2 separate regions of the Homo sapiens genome follow, and region 1 is linked to region 2. Evidence: chromatin contacts called from ENCODE Hi-C or POLR2A ChIA-PET data. All regions are on one chromosome and are shown on one strand. Each heading gives the region's core, a stretch centred on a gene start or an enhancer-like site at or near the end of the contact. The rest is flanking DNA. Distances are from core to core; before and after follow the strand shown. Region 1 overlaps EP400 (E1A binding protein p400). Region 2 overlaps SFSWAP (splicing factor SWAP).

Evidence for each region. A loop is a pair of places that touch in the nucleus more often than their neighbours do. ChIA-PET counts read pairs that join two places held with the same protein, here RNA polymerase II (POLR2A). Pooled maps may share reads with other maps.
Region 1: a loop to region 2 is called in a pooled map, with 5 times the contacts of the local background. The contact joins two enhancer-like sites. A Hi-C loop is called at or near these places in 1 of 37 single-sample maps with no recorded cell type and 5 of 50 pooled maps. POLR2A ChIA-PET finds 5 or more read pairs at or near these places in 2 of 52 experiments (AG04449 and T-cell).

Annotation. Positions count from the first base shown.
Region 1 is chr12:131,999,804-132,006,527 of GRCh38, forward strand. It overlaps EP400 (E1A binding protein p400), which reads left to right. Exons shown (of 53, transcript NM_015409.5): 13 at 5,274-5,381; 14 at 6,309-6,499. Among named protein-coding and RNA genes, the nearest start is that of SNORA49, 28 kb to the right of the region's middle. RefSeq lists an enhancer at 5,991-6,724. Within about 2 kb of position 1,281, at least 2 of the 41 ENCODE cell types and tissues checked have a DNase peak (open chromatin) inside an H3K27ac peak, as active enhancers do.
Region 2 is chr12:131,772,806-131,778,597 of GRCh38, forward strand. SFSWAP (splicing factor SWAP) reads left to right here. Exons shown (of 18, transcript NM_004592.4): 14 at 5,260-5,525. Among named protein-coding and RNA genes, the nearest start is that of MMP17, 53 kb to the right of the region's middle. RefSeq lists enhancers at 631-1,256, 988-1,177, 1,257-1,881. Within about 2 kb of position 1,271, at least 6 of the 41 ENCODE cell types and tissues checked have a DNase peak (open chromatin) inside an H3K27ac peak, as active enhancers do.

The sequences.
Region 1 (6,724 bases), core at 31-2,530, 230 kb after region 2:
TCTAGGAATTTCTTTATTTCATCTACATTTTAAAATTTATTGGCATACATTGTCAATAATTTCTCCTTACAGTGTTTCCGATCTTGGCTGTGTTTGTATGTATGTCCCTTCTTTCTCCTAATACTGTGTATTTATGCCTGTTTTCTTGATAGTCTTGTCAAAAGTTTGTCAGATTCTTTTTTTTTTTTTTTAATCTGGCGCCTGTATATTGTTTTCTGTTTTGTTTCTGCTCGTAGTATTTCTTTTTTAAAAACATCTTTTTCTGAGTTTTTAACTTGGATGACTAGCTTCCTAATTTTCATCAGCTCATTAATATAAACATTTAAGGGTCTGAATTTTTCCGTAATACTGCTTTAGCTGAATATCATATTTATTATTCAGTTTTAAATATTTTCTGATTTCCCCTGTATATATATTTTATTGACCCATGAGTTATTTAGAAGGATGTTTCTTAATTTCCAAACAATACAGGGTTTTCAATATATATTTTTATTATTATTCTACATTAATTGCATTTTGATCAGACAGAAGATGTATGGGATTCTCACTGACCTGGATTTTGTTGAGGTAGGTTTTGAATGGACCAGTTTATAAACATTCCATACATGCTTTAAAACAACATGCATTCATCAGGTTATGGTACAATTCTCTCTCTCAGTCCACCAGGTAGAACTTGTTGATTGCATTATCCAGTTCTTATCCTTACTGATTTTTGTCTTCTTGCTCTATCAATTACTGAGAGAAGTATGTTAAAATGTTCCATTATGATAATGAGTACCTATTTCTCCTTAAGTTTCTGTCAGTTTTCATTTTATGTATTTTGAGACTATGTTAGTATGTGCATATATAGGTTTAGAATTGTTATCCTATTACGTCATCAGTTTTACTTGATTCTAGATAATTTTATCACATCTGTGTTCTATTTTATGAATTCTCTTTTAAGCTCTTCCTAGTCTTTTGTTAACCCATTGATTAAGTGTTAAATTCCAGTTACCAGTTTGTTTTAAGACATTCCCAATGGTTTTTTAGAAAACCTACATGAAATTTTAAAATTATCTCTTGCTCTGTATTCAGACTTTCAGTCATCTCTTTTATTTCTTCAAATATGAAATTTTATAATCTCTGCCTAATAATTGCATGGGTGATGTTTTTGCAGGTCTGATTCTGCTGTCGTTTATGAATCCTGGTTTCTGCTGATGGTACATTGTTTCCTAGCGTACTTTGTGATTTTTGACAATTTATTGGTGTAGGGACCAGCCCCACAGGGTCGGTGGGTTTCTTCCCACCGTGTGTGGAGACGAGAGATTGTGGAAATAAAGACACGAGACAAAGAGATAAAAGAAAAGACAGCTGGGCCCAGGGGACCACTCCCACCAAGACGCGGAGACTGGTAGTGGCCCCGAATGTCTGGCTGCGCTATTATTTATTGGATACAAAGCAAAAGGGGCAGGGTAAATAGTGTGAGTCATCTCCAATGATAGGTAGGGTCACGTGGGTTACGTGTCCACTGGACAGGGGGCCCTCCCCTGCCTGGCAGCCGAGGCAGAGAGAGAGAGACAGCTTACGCCATTATTTCTGCATATCAGAGACTTTTAGTACTTTCACTAATTTTGCTACTGTTATCTAAAAGGCAGAGCCACGTGTACAGGATGGAACATGAAAGCAGACTAGGAGTGTGACCACTGAAGCACAGCATCACAGGGAGACGGTTAGGCCTCCGGATAACTGTGCGTGGGCCTGACTGATGTCAGGGCCTCCACAAGAGGTGGAGGAGTAGAGTCTTCTCTAAACTCCCCACAAGGAAAGGGAGACTCCCTTTCCCGGTCCGCTAAGTAGCAGGTGTTTTTCCTTGACACTGAGGCTACAACAGGCGTCTTCCCAGATCCTGGCGTTACCGCTAGACCCAGGAGCCCTCTGGTGGCCCTGTCCGGGCATAACAGAAGGCTCGCACTCTTGTCTTCTGGTCACTCCTCACTATGTCTCCTCAGCTCCTATCTCTGTATGGGCTGGCTTTTCCTAGGTTATGATTATAGAGCGAGGATTATTATAATATTGGAATAAAGAGTAATTGCTACAAACTAGTGATTAATGATATTCGTATATAATCATGTCTATGATCTAGATCTAGTATAACTCTTGTTGTTTTATATATTTTATTACACTGGAACAGCTCGTGCCCTCGGTCTCTTGCCTCGGCACCTGGATGGCTTGCCGCCCACATATTGGAACTTCATTGTGGAAGTTACTTTAGGCCTGACAGTGAAGGAGTTTCCTCTAGAGAGAGTTTCTGTTAACTTCTGATCTGTGTTCTTTTGTAAAGCATGTCTCTTGTAAACAGCATATAGTTGGTCTTCTCTGCCCTACAGTTTATTCTAATGTCCCTATGTCTCTAAATTGGAGTGTTTAGTACATTTGTATTAAATTTAAGCCTGTTCTATTAATAATTGGGCCTAGATCTATCCTAATTTTAAAATTTATCTTGTATTTTCTCACCTGTTCTTTAGTCAATCTCTTTATGGTTAAAGCATCAGGCAAGTATTTACAAATTATTTCATTTCCTCTTCTCTGTTAGCTTTCTGTATTCTTGTTGTAGGGGCTATCTGATTATGGTGCGCATTCTTGACTTACTAGATATCCTATTAAATTAGCGCTGTATACTCTGTGGGGCAGAGTTTGGGAGCAGCCTTGCTGGGTGGTTGTGGCACAGGTCTCCTGTGAAGATGGTTTTCAGAAGGCTTGATGTAGCAGGCTGGAGGATGCCATTCCAGGCTGGTTCATTCTGCCAGCTGATGGGCTCTGGTTGCATGCTGAGGGCAGGCTGAGTGTCCTCCTGACCTGGGGCTGGTGTCCGAGAGCAAATATCCATGAGGGAGCAGGATAGACACTGTAGTATCTTTTGTAGCTGAGTCTTGGAAGTCACCTACGGTCATTCTCACATATGGTGGTCACACCGGTCAGGCCAGGTCAGTGTGGGAGAGACCAGGAGTGAACACCAGGAGGTGGGTTCCTGGGGATCCCATTGTCTTTATGGTGTCGAGCTGAATCCATGAGCAGAGCCTCTCATTGGGTCAAGGCTTCTTCATGGTCTTCAGGAACCTCTTAGAGCTTTCTTCACAGAGATGTGGAATTTTTGAAAGTTTAATTCTAAGTATATTTAGCTCTTCATGTCCATGGGTTTCAAATCCATGAATTTGATCAACTACAGATAGAAAATATTTACCAAAAACAAAACAAAGCAAAACAGTAAAAAATAAGAACACAGCTGGGTGTGGTGGCTCACACCTGTAATCCTGGCTGCTTGGGAGACTGAGGCAGGATGGTCACTTGAGCCCAGGAGTTCAAGTTCAGCCTGGGCAACATAGCAAGACCCCATCTCTAAAAGAAATATTAAAAAAAAAAAAAACAGCCAACCAAAAAAACCCCCCAAACCAAATAAGCCAAAATAACAGTACAACAATTACAAAAAAGATACCAAAAAAATGTGTAACAACTATTTACATAGCATTCACATTGTATTAGGTATTATAAGTAACCTAGAGATTATTTAAAATATATGAGAGGATGTGTATAGGTTACGTGCAAATATACATTACTTTATATAAGGGACTTGAGCATCCTTGGATTTTGGTATCGAAAGGGGCCTTGGAACCACCTTCTCAGGGATACTGAGGGACGACTGTATTTAATTTTCTGTCTAAACAGGTTTTTTTTTCTTCGATTTCATTTTCTAACTCATTTCCATATGTGGAGGCTGATTTCTGTGTATTGTTTGTTCTGAGACACCTTACAGAATTATCTTCTTACTGGAAGTTTCCAGTGGTTTGGCTTGTTTTTCCTACTTACATATAGCATCATATGCTGTAGTGGTGCATCCCAGCATTTCGCTCTGGAAGCATCAGACAGACAGGAAAGGTGAAGAACCTTGTTAGGAACATCATGGACACACCACCTGAATTCCACAGCCAACACTTACTTTCACTGGGCTCCATTAGGTCTATGTCCATCAAGCCAGTGTGGCAAATATTTAACATCCTGAGCAAATGAATTCAAAAAGTGTTTTGCTAGTCCCAAGTGGACAGTGCCTTTAACATGGTCCTTGTAGGGTGCTTGTCCATGGCATTTGTTGTTTTGGCTCAACAGTCTTTGACATAAAATACAGATGCAAACAAGCTCACATATCACAAGTACACAGCCCAACTAAAGGGTTTTCCCCTGTTAGATCTACCACTGTGTGAACATTCTTTGAACAGAAATCTGGGTTCACATTTCTGTCATTCCTCTGGATAGACTCACTAAAAGGGGAAATGATGAGGTTGAGGGCATTGGATTCCAAAGCCCTTCAGCTTTCCGTGTTGATTTCCAGAAAAATCCAGCCAGTTTATGCCATTATCAGCAGCATGTGGGAGTATCTAATTCATAATAATTTCCCAGTGTTATGATTTTAAGGTGGTTGATAATTTGGTACTTAACAAATTGTGCACTGATTTCCAGGGATGATTAATGAAAAAACATTTTATTGCCCTTTACACTTTTATGTATGTAACAGCTTCATATCCTTTGCCCACTGTTATTGGGGATTTAATTAATGTGTGGTATTTTTTTTTAAGCAATTAGGGTGAGTGTTTTATAAAAAAAGCTTAATTATGTTTTATTATACTTTTTAACATTTTTGCTTTTTGTTTCTTCATTTGATATTTTGTATTTTTATATATCATCTTCATCAGTTATTTCCTATCAATGGTGTTCACTTTTTACATTTTTATTTATTAGTCTATACTGTTACTGTTCATTTAGATTATTTCAGATATTTTAAATCTTTTGTGAATACAATTGAGTTTCTTTCAAAGATTCTCATCTTTATAGAGAAAATATTTTATACTTTTAAAAATTTGCATAAATTTCAGGGGTGCAAGTACAGTGCTGTTTCCTGGCTGTACTGTGTAGTGGTGAAGTCTGGGTCTCTGGTATGTCATGACCCAAATGTGTGTTGCACCTACTAAGTAATTTCTCATCATTCCCCTTGCATCCCCCAACAAAATATTTTACACCTTTTATCAGTAATGGGCAACCATTTTAGTTTTTAGAAAAAACAAGTGTGCTTTTAGACAATATAATCTTTTTCCAAGGAGTGATCTAAAGCTGGAAAAAGGAATACATGTGAGAGGGAGCCCCTTGCCCTTCTTACCGTGGTTCTCCTGGCTGCTGCTCCTTCCCAATTTAAATTACAGTTGTTGTTATAAAGTAACAGCCCTTCTGCCCGCAACCCTCTGCAGCTGAGCTGCCCCTCCTGGACCTGATGAAGCTGTACGAAGGCGCCTTCCTGCCGAGTTCTCAGTGGCCCCGGCCGAAGCCTGATGGGGAGGACACAAGCGGAGAGGAAGGTGCGCTCCCAGCCTTTGGAAGAATTCAGGGTTAAAAGCAGAAGCCGGAGTACTTACAAAGACTTAAAATAAGATTTAGAAAATTTCTTTTAGTTTGATAAAATAAAAAATTAGAAATATTTAATAAGTATCTTTATATTGAATAGAATTTTATTAAATTCCGTGCTTTTAATTTATTAACCTGGCACAGTTATCGGGGCACTTGATCATGTTGTGAAGGATGTAAAAATATTTTTCTCTAGATTTATAAACATCATTGTTTTATGGACCTAGATATATTTATTCAGGCTGTGCTGTGTTTGTTCAACACACCAGTTTTGAGTAGTTTATTTTACTTGGTATTAGACTTTCTAAACAGATGCACAGAGCATACCAGAAAAGGTCTGCCTTTCCTGCTCTCATTCCAGTTGTTGGGACAGTTAGACACCTGCATGCGAGTTGGGGAGTGGCCCACAGGAGCCTTGGGGAGGTCAGGCCTTACCAGACCCCACGCTGCCAGCAGGACCAGAGGAAGGAGTGGCGGGTTTGGTCTCCTCCCGGTTTCCCACATTTGGGAAAGGGTTCTGCTTTTTTCTTTCTTGGTGATAGACGGGAGATCCCTAAACCCTGAGACACCTACATGTATCTCTCTGTGATACCAGCTCCTAATTGCTATGGAGACATTTTCCAAAATGCCAGACTATTTGGGGCAAATTATACTCTTGGAGGGCTTTCCAGAATGGTCCTTGGTTTGATAGTTTCATGAGAGTTCTCTCCCATTTATCCAGGTAGCATTGTTAGATATTTTGGATTACAAATAAAAAATTATTGCCTAATTCAGTATTTAAAGTAGTTGGATTCTATAAACTTTTTCCTGTTTTAAAAAAAGGTTTAGATTTATAAAGCCTTCTCAGTGGCCCTCACTTCTCTGTTTTATTGTCGTTACAGATGCAGATGACTGTCCAGGCGACAGGGAGAGTCGCAAGGACTTGGTTCTCATCGACTCGCTTTTCATCATGGATCAGTTCAAAGCTGCCGAGAGGATGAATATCGGGAAGCCAAACGCCAAGGACATTGCGGACGTCACTGCGGTGGCTGAAGCCATCCTGCCGAAGGGCAGTGCTCGGGTCACAACCTCGGTGAGGCGCTAAGCTTTCAAGTGTGGGATGGGCCTTTGAGAGACAGAGCACATAGCTTAGCCATGAGAAAAGCTTTTCCTCTTCCCAGTGAAATGGTCTATCCCAACTGCAGAGTTGTCAGAAAAAGCAATTCTTCATGTGCCTGTAGTCCCAGCTACTCAGGAGGGTGAGGCAAGAGGATTGCTTAAGGCCAGATGTTCAGGCGTTCAAGACCAGCTTGGGTGA
Region 2 (5,792 bases), core at 21-2,520:
CCGGCGTCCAGCAAGAATCAGGTCACACGAACGAATTAAAGGGTGGTGAATATGGAGGACTTTATTGAGCTGTGGAAGTGGCTCTCAGCAGAAAGGGAAGCTGACAAGGGGGTACAGCAGGAAGATAATTTTCCCCTGGAGTCTGGCCATCCCTCAGCCAAACTCCTCTCCAACATCCAGCTGCTTCCTCTCCTCTCTTTGCTCAGATGCTTTCTCTTCTGTGTGTGTCCCCTTTGTCTGGAGTCTGGGGTTCTTATGGGCACAGGATAGGGGGCAGAGCAGGCCAAAAGGCAACATTCAGGTGGGAAAACAGGGATAGTTGTCACTTTGGGCCACGGGTCCAGGCTTGAGTGTGAAGCCCTCACCAGTATTTCCCTGCCTCCTGCCTGTATCACATACATTCTCTCTTCATTCCTAGTGTGTGTTCGTAATCCAGGATGAAGAGAAGGGAGAAGTCTTCATTGAACCCCTTTTTTCATGCGGTCATTTACATAGTAGCAACAGACTGCAGGATGATTTCTTAGATTCCACAAATTTTTTTTCTTTTTCTTTTTGAGAGAGTCTCACTCTGTCGCCCGAGCTAGAATGCAGTGGTACCATCACAGCTCACTGCAGCCTTGACCTCCCGGCCTGAAGCACTCCTCCTACCTCAGCCTCCAAAGTAGCTAGGACTTACATGCACTTGCCACCATGCCCAGCTAAATTTTTTTGTATTTTTGGTAGAGATGGGATTTTGCTATATTGCCCAGACTGGTCTTGAACTCCTGGCCTCAAGCAGTTCTCCCGCCTTGGCCTCTCAAGATGCTAGGATGACAGGCATGAGCCACTGCACCCAGCCCACAAATGTTTTCAAGTTACTGATCTGCCAAGTTTACAATTCCAGTAAGAGTTTGAAAAGGAAATAGGAACTGAAACCTGCCTGTGTTTGCTGAATCTCTGCTGTGTGCTAGGTGCTGAGGTGCTTTGGGATATGCATTAGAAGCTTGCTTGTTAACCAGTGACCATGACTGCATTTGAGCTGTTGCTGTTCACACATGGGCATTTCCATCAGGACAGCACAGCCAGGAGGAGAGTGGCGGCTCCGGGACCTGGGGCTCAGGCGAGGCCTTGAGGAGCTTACCAGAATAGTGAGGGCCCACGAGGGCCAAAGACCCACAAGTGGTAAAGGACAGGTGGCCCCACTCAGGAAGACACTTTCTCAGGCAGAACCGGAATGACAATGGGAGGCCAGTTGTGGAGAGCCTGGGACGCCAGAATAAGTGAGCACGAGAGACCGACAGGATGAGAGCCGCATTTCCGCTGAGACAGTGTGGCTGCGGGGCACGGGGCGCTGGAGCAGAGTGGAGGCAGGGGTGGGAGGATGCACCTGGGCAGGACGTGGTAGGGCAGTGGGGCTGGGTGAAGGGATGGAGAGCAACGCCGCAGTGTTGGTTATCCCTTTCATAGTTAATGTAGTGTCCTTCACAAATAAGATTTCTTTTATTTTCAAATACAATCAGATACAAAGTCAGTCTGCTTTTGAGCGGTTTGTTTTGCCACAGTAGGAAATAATCGTTGCTGGTTCATGTGCTAATTTTGTTGCCAAATACTTCATCGTGACACAGGGGGACTAATCAATGTTAATTTCCAGTGTTACAGAAGTGGCCGGCGGTAAGCTGTTAATGCTCTCATAAATGACCATTTTTCAGAAGTTATTTGCTTTGTCCCGGACTCTACCTAAACCAATGTACGTCTGCCCCCCTACATTCAAACATGACTTCCGTTTTGATCATTTTTGCTGGAATATTAAAAATGCATCTCAAAGGCAGCTGTGGTTTCTGGGAAGCTGTGTTTGGCATCAGTCCTTGTTCACTTTTAGCACTTGAAGCTGAAAAAAGCAGTAATGTCAACATAATGAACCATCTTAATTCAGCCTGGCAGAGGTCACAACAGCTCTAGTTTTCACCTTCATGGTGAAGGATGATCGTGTTGTTGGAATAAATAGACCTGGACTTGATTACAAGTGACATTTGAAAGTGTTGATTCAGATTGTCCCGTCGCTTCAAAATGGAGCCCTAGTCTTTAAGCACAGTGGTGAGATAAGTATTATTAATGACAGGCATTAGTTAGGATAAAGGCAAAAAAAAAAGTTTGGAGGCTCAAATCATTAAGTTGGCAGTAGAAATATGAATAGAAACTCAGCTGGAGAGTTGACTCCTCGCACTCCTGTTTGTCTTGACTGTGCCTCAGATGGCGTCTCGCGCCCGTTTGGTTTTGTCTTTCACAGACGTTTGCCAGGGACCATGTTTTTCCATCTCCCCTCTGTTTTAACACAGCGCCTTACCAATCACACACCAAATTAGTGCAGTGATTTTGTGAGCGTGGAGAGAGTAAATGAGGAGAGTTCTTCACCAGAAAAAGACAGCAAAGACGTGTTTCTCTTCCTTCTCGTCACAGAACAAACTCCTTACTCGAGGGTGGAGTATGTGTCTCAGCTCTCCTTCTCTTCAGCTCTCTCTTTGTTTTCCTGGGGAAATCCCGGGCCTTGTTGAAAGGACCTGCAGCAGCTCTGACTTCCCGAACACTCACAGGTGCCCGTGTTGAGGTTCCCAATGGCGTCTTTCAGCCCCTGGGCCGGCTTGCTTTCTGCGCAGCGTGTGCTCCTGATGTAGAGGCCGTGGATACTGGCATTTTTTTAGTGCATCAGCTGATTTCTCTGGTGTCCACCCAGGGCTCGCCTCAGAGGATGTGCTCAGCTCGCAAACCTGTGTTCTTTGCTCTTTGCAGAATGGAAGCCCTCTCCCTTTCGGTGTGTATGGGAGAGGCCATAGCTAGGATGTTGAGCCTCTGAAGTTGTAAAGCTTACTACCTTTTTATTTATTGTATGTTTAATTTAAAGGATCATTTAGCATTGCTTGTGGGCAAATCCTGACTAATGCCAGAGTGGGGGTGTTCTTGGATATAGAGCTTGCTTTGTCATTGGACGTTTGTGTGTTAGAATTATGTAAGCAATAAAATATTTTAGCTGGGCACGGTGGTTCACGCCCGTAATCTCAGCACTTTGGGATGCTGAGGTGTGCAGTTCACTTGAGGCCAGGAGTTTGAGACCAGCCTGGCCAAAATAGCAAAACCCTTTCTCTACTAAAAATACAAAAAAAAAAAAAAAAATTAGCTGAGCATGATGGCACATGCCTGTAATCCCAGCTACTCAGGAGGCTGAGGCACAAGAATCACTTGAGGCCGGAAGGCGGAGGTTGCGGTGAGCTGAGATCACGCCACTGCACTCCACCCCGGCAACAGAGCAAGACTCTGCCTCAAAACAAACAAAAATAATAAAATATTTAAAAGTTTGACCTGAAAAATATTGTTACACTTAACAGAATTTTAAATGAGAAAGACCTTTTTGATAAGAACTGTCCCACAGTAAAGTGGATTTTTTTGCCAAAATGTCCCTGGAGATAATTTAGGCAGAGACTTAAAGATGAACCTCATAGCGGCCATCAGATCCCAAGGAGGAATTCATCCCTGCCCTCTTGCCCGCCGCACACCCACAACCAGGGAGGGGCATTAGAGAGCACAGTGTAAACGGAAACAGCAAGGAGGCTGAACAGAGGGCTGAGAAATCACCGTGCCATCATAAAGCAGCCAGCTCAAGTGGAAACTCATCTTAAATTGGGGCCTGCCCCACCAGGGCTCTGCTGAATTGCTTTTGATCTCAAAGCCAAAGCAAGAAGCATAACTGTAGAAGAATCGTTTCTACAGTGTTTTCCCGCAGCCAGTTGGCCTTGCCACAGCGGACCTAAGGAGAGGAAAGAAGGGAGGGAAGCCCCCTTACCACTTTGCCTTTCACAGATGCCGTCCTGCGCACACTGCCGCGGGCTGGGCTGGAGCTCTCCCCGGGGAGCAGCTGGGGGCAGCCTGGGAGACTGGGTCCCACCCCAGCACCTAACCTGAATTTCTTCGAGGCACAAAGGATAAATTGCAGATTTTTCACTGTGTCTAAAGGTGTGAAATGTTTAACAGCTATAATTTAAAATTCACTTGAAGTGAGGAGAGAGTGAGCTTTCTGGGTAAAGAGGGGCAGGCTGCAGGCCTATGCTGTTGAAGGGTGCTGTCTCCTGATCTGGTTCCGATGCGCTGTGGTGGAAATGTGTCAGCATGCATTGAAGATTCATATGCTCTTCTGTATGTATGTAACACTCAGATGGAGAGGTTTTAAAACATCAAAGGGGAGCCTAGACCTTCTTTAAAAATTATTGTCAGAGTAGTGCCGATACTCATTTAAAAACCTAACATCGGAGGTTTGAGGAATCTCTCCTCTGGTAGTTAAAACTGTTTTTTTTGTTTTTCCTTAAGAACTATTTTTTTTTATTATACTTTAAGTTTTAGGGTACATGTGCACAACGTGCAGGTTAGTTACATATGTATACATGTGCCATGTTGGTGTGCTGCACCCATTAACTCATCATTTAACGTTAGGTATATCTCCTAATGCTATCCCTCCCCGCTCACCCCACCCCACAACAGGCCCCGGTGTGTGATGTTCCCCTTCCTGTGACCATGTGTTCTCGTTGTTCAGTTCCCACCTATGAGTGAGAACATGCGGTGTTTGGTTTTTTGTCCTTGGTGATAGTTTGCTGAGAATGATGGTTTCCAGCTTCATCCATGTCCCTACAAAGGACATGAACTCATCATTTTTTATGGCTGCATAGTATTCCATGGTGTATATGTGCCGCATTTTCTTAATCCAGTCTATCATTGTTGGACGTTTGCGTTGGTTCGAAATCTTTGCTATTGTGAAGAGTGCCACAATAAACATACGTGTGCATGTGTCTTTATAGCAGCATGATTTACAATCCTTTGGGTATATACCCAGTAATGGGATGGCTGGGTCAAATGGTATTTCTGGTTCTAGATCCCTGAGGAATGGCCACACTGACTTCCACAATGGGTGAACTAAAAAGGAACGTATTTTTTCCCAGCGTAGCATCTCTAATACTCTAATACTGTGCTCCTCTTGTTGGCTCCGGCTGTCCACAGCCTGGGGGCTGGGAAGAGAGTGCTGCCTGTGGAAATGCTCGGGAACCAGAGGGTTCACTTTCTCCTTTTGCATCCTGGGAGGTGACAAGGAGGTCACTCTGGATAGCCACAGGAGGAGACTTTCTAAGAGATGGTTGCTGTGTTTGTTGGTGTGAGGGGCCCAAAGTTGAAATTTTATAGATATACATCTTCAATGTTCTGTTTTCCCTGTTAACACCCAGATTTTCCTTTTATTCTTAGGAATCCAGCACTACGCCCTGCCCTCTACTGACTGGAGGCAGGCCTCTGCCTACTTTAGAAGTTAAACCACCCGATAGGCCTTCGAGCAAAAGCAAAGATCCACCGAGAGAAGAAGAGAAAGAAAAGAAAAAGAAAAAGCACAAAAAAAGATCTCGAACAAGATCACGTTCTCCCAAGTACCATTCGTCATCCAAGTCCAGGTCTAGATCACACTCAAAAGCAAAGCATTCTCTTCCCAGTGCCTATCGGACAGTGCGGCGGTCGAGGTGGGTGTGAAGGGGGCAGCACCTCTGGTACCCTCATGACCCCCATGTCCTTCACAGGACACCCAGTAGAGCTAGGTAGAACGTTTAAAATCAGTGCCGCTTTCATTAAGCAGACGCGTGTATGCATGTGCATGTGTGCCCTGCAAGTCCAAGTAAGATCTTTTTCAGATTTTTGTTTGTTTTATACTTAACTTTTTCTTTTTTGAGACAGAGTTTTGTTCTTGTTGCCCAGGCTAGAGTGCAGTGGTGCGATCTTGGCTCACTGCA